2 separate regions of the Mus musculus genome follow, and region 2 is linked to region 1. A link is a contact called in ENCODE Hi-C or POLR2A ChIA-PET data. All regions are on one chromosome and are shown on one strand. Each heading gives the region's core, a stretch centred on a gene start or an enhancer-like site at or near the end of the contact. The rest is flanking DNA. Distances are from core to core; before and after follow the strand shown.

Region 1 (2,700 bases), core at 22-2,521:
TAAAGTGACAAAATCAAACTTATTTAACATGAGATTAAGGGATGGAAAGACTTTAAAAGAACAGTGTTTGTGGAAAGTGGACTTTTGATTCTTGTAGGACGGCCTTTGCACTCAATAAACACTGGTAGTTCCTGGAAGGAGCGCTCTTCACAGTAGACCAGCCTTCCTTAACCATGTGTGCAATTTTCAAAGAGGAAATCAGGTACATCGTCCCTGGAGGAACAAGACTCTGTAAAGCCATATATGGAAGGAAAGGCTTTTCTTTTTCTTTCCTGCACTGAATTTGTGTCTTCCAAATATCTAAGCTGTGTCCCACATGATTTTTTTAGAATTGCTAGGAAAGTCTGTAGGTCACACGGGTAAGTCCTAAGGGTAGAGATGGGAGCTGAAAATAGAGCTGTGGATACTGAGAAACATTTTATCTTAACCTTCAAAAGCAATTGCAGCCGTCGTACATCGTTCTCGGCTTCAAAACACCTAGAGTCATTCACGAAACCACTTTACAGAGAAATTTGTTATCCTAAAAGTGATATATATTTAAGAAAATAATAATCAAGGAATTCAACAAATACCATTTCTTCACATCATTTTACGTAACAAAAACATCAAGATTTGACTTGCTTATCGGAAGAGTCAGTTTACACAATTCAGTAACTAGCATGCTGGCTAACCGCAATATCCCCCCTAAAGTTCGGCGTCCACTGCGGCAGGCTGCTGGAGGGAGAAAGGGGTACGCAGGTCCGTTTCCGCTTCGACTCCAACCTTCCCGCTCGCGCGCCCGCCCGCCCGGATACCCCACAGAACACCAAGACCACTTCCAGAGCTGGCGCCTGGGGAGTACCCAGAAGCCTCCGCGGCCGCGGAGCCGCGAGCAGCCGCAGAGCGAGGTCACCTCGCGCTTCCCGAAACCTTGGCTCTGCGTCGTGGGCGTGGCCTGAGGGGGCGTAGCTGCGGCCCTCCACCAATCAGCGCCCAGCAGGTCGCAAGCGCGGGGCCACGCCCCTGCGGTTGGCACGGACTCGTCCGCCCGGAGGATACTGGCGGTGGCGCCTCAGAACATCTGGCAGCAGACGCGGCTACAGGGATGGAGGAAGCGGATGACAGGAGGGGACACGTTCCTGCTATCACTTCCGGAAACCCACCTCCGAAACGCAGCCTTTCGCGCCGCACAGCCCGACGGGAAGGCAGCCTTCCTGTGTAAAAAAAACGCTGCGAAGCGGCCTCGCCCCCGCCGCGGGGCACGCCGGGAGAACAGAGAGCACACTCCCGCGTTCCGGAAGTGTGTGTGTGTGTGTTCGCGCGCGCGCGCGCGCGCGCGTGTGGGTTTCGTGCCCCTGTCCGCGCTAAGCCACGCCCTGTGCCCGAAGGAGGGAGGTGTGTGAGGTGTGGCGCGAAAGCCGGTCACGTGCCACCACTGCGGAAGGCGCCGGAGGGGCGGGTTCGTAGGGGGCGGGGCAACCGGGTCACGAGTGGCCGGAAGTTGCGGCCTTTGCGGATAATCTGAGATGGGGACCACTCTGGACATCAAGATTAAAAGAGCGAATAAAGTGTATCACGCCGGGGTAAGTGGAGGGGTGTTGGGCTTCAAGCTCTGCGGTCTCCAGCACGGCTCGCGCGGCCCCGACGCTAGATGGGCGTGCCCTGCGGTCCTGTCCAGTGTGGGGCTGGGGGCCGGCGGCAGGCGGGCGGGCGGCGGGCTCGAGCTGTCGCTCTGGGGGTGAAGAGCAGATGACAAACGCCCCTTTCTGCAGAAGAGCTTTCAGAACAGACATGTGTGCTCCAGGCTGTGGTCAATCCTAAAGCAGAGTTCTCTTGTAAGCCTCTCACCGCGGCAGGATCCATTACCCTAGTTGTAGAATGCAATCGCCCTGTCTCTACCTCCGGAGACACCAGCACAGCAGCCGTGGAGTCACAGCTAGCTTCTGCACACAGTTCAGTGGATACAAATGCAGCGTGGTGTTGAAAGGGAAAAACATCCCAGGTGAACATCTTAAATGGACGCTAAAGGCTAGAAACCTGATTATTTTAAAAAGATTCCAGTGAGCCACCCCACTTCCATCCTCACCACACAGGAAGCTATATTCGTGATTTGTCTAGTAGACATCATTCAAAGACCCCTCCCCCACAAAACAAAATCCCAAACACCAAGTTGCCATCACCCCTTATAAAAGCGACTGTACTCTGGCAAGATGCACTAAGAAAGTGGAAACTCACTTATGCTAGATCACTGCGAAAGTATTTAGTTAGTTCATAAAGGAAACGATCTATCCTGCCTCAGTTGAGGCACACTGTCAAACCACTGCCATATTAAAGCTGTCAGTTTCATGAAAAGCAATTGGAGGCCAGGGGAAGTGGCTCAGATTGTAAAATAGTTGCCAGTACCGCATAAAATCAGACGTGGTGGTGGGTGTCTGTAATCTTACCACTTAAGACAGGGTCAGAACATTATGATCATCCTTAGCTGCATATTGAGTTTGATACGAGCCCAGGGGCCATAAGATAAGGGCTGGAGAGATGAATCCACTGATCTTCGGAGGGTCCAGTTCTCAGCTGCCATGTCAGACCATTCACAACTCCCTGTAACTCCCAACTGCAGGGAATCTCACACTTCTGGTCTGATTGGACTGCACTCACAGACACAGTGTATAACATAATTTGAAATAAATCGTTTTAAATGGTAAGTCAGTAAAATTGTTGGGG
Region 2 (2,700 bases), core at 78-2,577, 44 kb before region 1:
TGACCTTGGACTAGTCACTGCCCACCTCTAGGCTCAGTCTGCTCATCTGTAAAATGGGCAGCATTTCCAACTGGGAGGTTATTCGAGGTAATATATAAAAGGCCTTGCACTAATCTATGAGTGTGCAAACAGTTACAAGGAATATTTTCTTGGGATTTGGCAGAACTCAAGAAGCAAACGATGCTGCACCTCGACGACAGGAGTCACATAATCTAGGGCTGGGCAAAGACAAGACAAGTCATTGGAGTCACTGACTCACGAATTTTGCCATTTTTAACTATTTCGGGGTAGGGAGGGGCCTCTAGCTTAGTGCTGATATTCAGCAGCTCTGGGGCCTCTGGAGCCTGAGTGGGTCTGAGCCTATAAATAGATGTTGAAGTTTTGAGGCGATACACAGGTCTCCATTCTAATTCCAGTCTCCTCCCGCTGCTATGCAGGTCACCCCGGCCCCTCCGGTGCCCTGGGTGGCCCGCGCTCGCGGCCCGACTTCCGAGCACACCAGGTCCCCAGGCCCGAGCGCGGGCCCACTGGGCCTCGCAGGCAGCAGGCTGCCGACCTTCGCCGGCCCGGCCCGGCCGGGCCTTGCGTCCTCGCCTCCCGGCCGCCAGCCCCATTTTCTGATCCCGTGCATTGTCCTTGCCCAGAACCCCGGCGCTCCGCACGCCGGTGGGGACCGAGAGGAGGGACGAGGGAGGAGCTGGGGGCAGAGGATGAGGAGGAAGAGGAGGAGGAGGAGGAGAACAGCCTCCTCCCCTGCGCCCGGGCAGCCAGTGGAGGTCTGGCGCCGGCCCGGCCCGAGGCAGCGGGTCCCACCCGCCGCAACTTTCCTCGGGGACGAGGCCTTCTTCCCCGGGCCCCGGGCCGCCCGCCCGCCCGCCCGCTCGCTCCTAAGATGGCAGGTCCCTCCCTCCCTCCGCTTGAGGCCTGGCGAGCCCGGCTCGCAGGCCCCGAGAAGCCGCGCGCTGGGCCGCGCCGCGCCGGGCGGGGCGGACACTCACCGGGACGATGGCGGGGCGCTCGCGCCGCTCCCTCCGGTGAGTCTCAGCCTCGAGCTCCCGCGCCGCGCTCCCGCCGCGGCCTCCGCAGCCAGCGCCGCCCCGGCCGCCTCTCTCCGCCCCCGGCGTCCCGGCTCCGCGCCGCAGCCGCGCTGGCTCAGGGTCCGTCGGGCTGGCGGGGCCGGCGGCGCCCGCGGCCGGGGAGGCAGGCGACAGCCCCTCCCCGGCAAATACCGCAGTCCCCGGGCCCCCGAGTGTCGGCGGCGGGGCCCGGCCCGGCCCGGTGCGGAGGGCGGCGGCGGCGGCGAGGCCGGGCGCCGAGTGGCGGCCGCTGCCGGCCGCTTCTTCCCGACGAGGATTTTTGTAAATCTCACAAAATGGCGCGCGCTCCGAAGCTGCGCAGCGAGCAGCGCCGGGGCCCGAGCGGCGGCGGCGGCGGCGGCGGCTCCGCCAGGAGAGCCCGGACCGCCCGCCCCCGATCCCGCACAGACACTCGCGCACACTCACCGCGCGCACACTCGCCCTCGCACACGCTCCCTCACACTCACACCGGTCCCGCCCGCTCGCCGGCGGCGGCGGCGGCGGCAGCGGCAGCGGCACCAACAGCAGCAGCAGGAACAGCAGCACAAGCGGCGGCGGCGGTGGCGCCCGCACCCCCGCTCGGGGAGTCCGCTTTCTCAGCCCGACCTGGGCCGCGATCGGCAGCAGCGACGGCAGCAGTCTCCCCGGATCCCCCCGCCGCGGTTGCCGCCGCCACCCCCGCCTCACTCCAATGGGGCTTTTTATTATTATTCGGGCGGGAAGCGAAAGGGTTTAAAAAAAAACCAACCAACAAAATGGCGACGGACCGACCCGGTCGCTATAGCAACTGTCAATCAAAACGCAAAACCCCGGCTGACGTGCTGACGTCCTCCGCCCGCCCCTCCCGGCCCCAAGCCGGCGGGCGGGGCCTGTTGCTCGGGTAACGGCAGATTCCGTTCCCTCCTTCCCCTCTCTCCTCCGTCCCCCAGCCAACCACCCAACCCCCCTCAGGTCACGTGAAGGATAAATTCGGAGCTCGGGCCCGCTATGAGTGTCAGAGGAGGGCGCGTGATTCGCTCGGGGGAGGGGAGTGGAGGGAAGGGAAGGGAAGGGACGGGGGCGAGGCGGTGGCCTGCCGGTGCGCGAGCGAGCGAGCGAGCGCCTGCCGCCTCGCGGCCGCCTCGCCCCGCCCCCGCGCTCGCTCCCACGCCGACTGCGGCCGGGCCAGCGCGCGCCCCCGTGGCGCAGCGCGCTCCCGCGCCGCGAGCCCGCAGCCCCGCCCGCGCGGCCCGGGAAGGAAGGGAAGCGGAGGGCAAGCCGCCCACCTCGCGGCCCTGGGAGGCCGCCGTCGCGAGCCCCTATCCCGACCGGGCCCGCGCAGGCCTGGACGATCGCTGGCGTCCGGCTCACCTCCGGAATTACGCCCGCGGCTGCAGGCGCGCGGCCGCCACCTTACTCGGACCGTGCCCGCGCGCGGGCCGCGCAGAAACTTTCCAGGCTGGGCACGCTCCCGGGCGCCGGTTCCCCGGCTTCTCCATCGGAATGCCCAGCCAGCGCCAACCCCAGGGCTTTCGGAGGGGGTTGGGGGGGGGGGTTGTTTTTTGTTTTTTTTTTTATTGTTACCTGTCCTAAGTCACCTCGGTTTCCCGATTCTTAAATTTGCCCACTTGGCCTTAACCGTCGA

What was found. A loop is a pair of places that touch in the nucleus more often than their neighbours do. ChIA-PET counts read pairs that join two places held with the same protein, here RNA polymerase II (POLR2A).
Region 2: a map of left cerebral cortex shows a loop between it and region 1 (11-fold over the local background). The contact joins the promoter of Dyrk1a here to the promoter of Vps26c in region 1. A Hi-C loop is called at or near these places in 23 of 37 maps with a recorded cell type or tissue (Patski, T-helper 1 cell, T-helper 17 cell and 8 more). POLR2A ChIA-PET finds 5 or more read pairs at or near these places in 4 of 5 experiments (Patski and embryonic stem cell).

The regions. Positions count from the first base shown.
Region 1 is chr16:94,525,200-94,527,899 of GRCm38, reverse strand. It overlaps Vps26c (VPS26 endosomal protein sorting factor C), which reads left to right and starts at 1,271. Exons shown (of 8, transcript NM_007834.3): 1 at 1,271-1,562. The coding sequence starts at 1,506.
Region 2 is chr16:94,568,833-94,571,532 of GRCm38, reverse strand. Dyrk1a (dual-specificity tyrosine-(Y)-phosphorylation regulated kinase 1a) reads right to left here and starts at 1,327. Exons shown (of 12, transcript NM_007890.2): 1 at 999-1,327.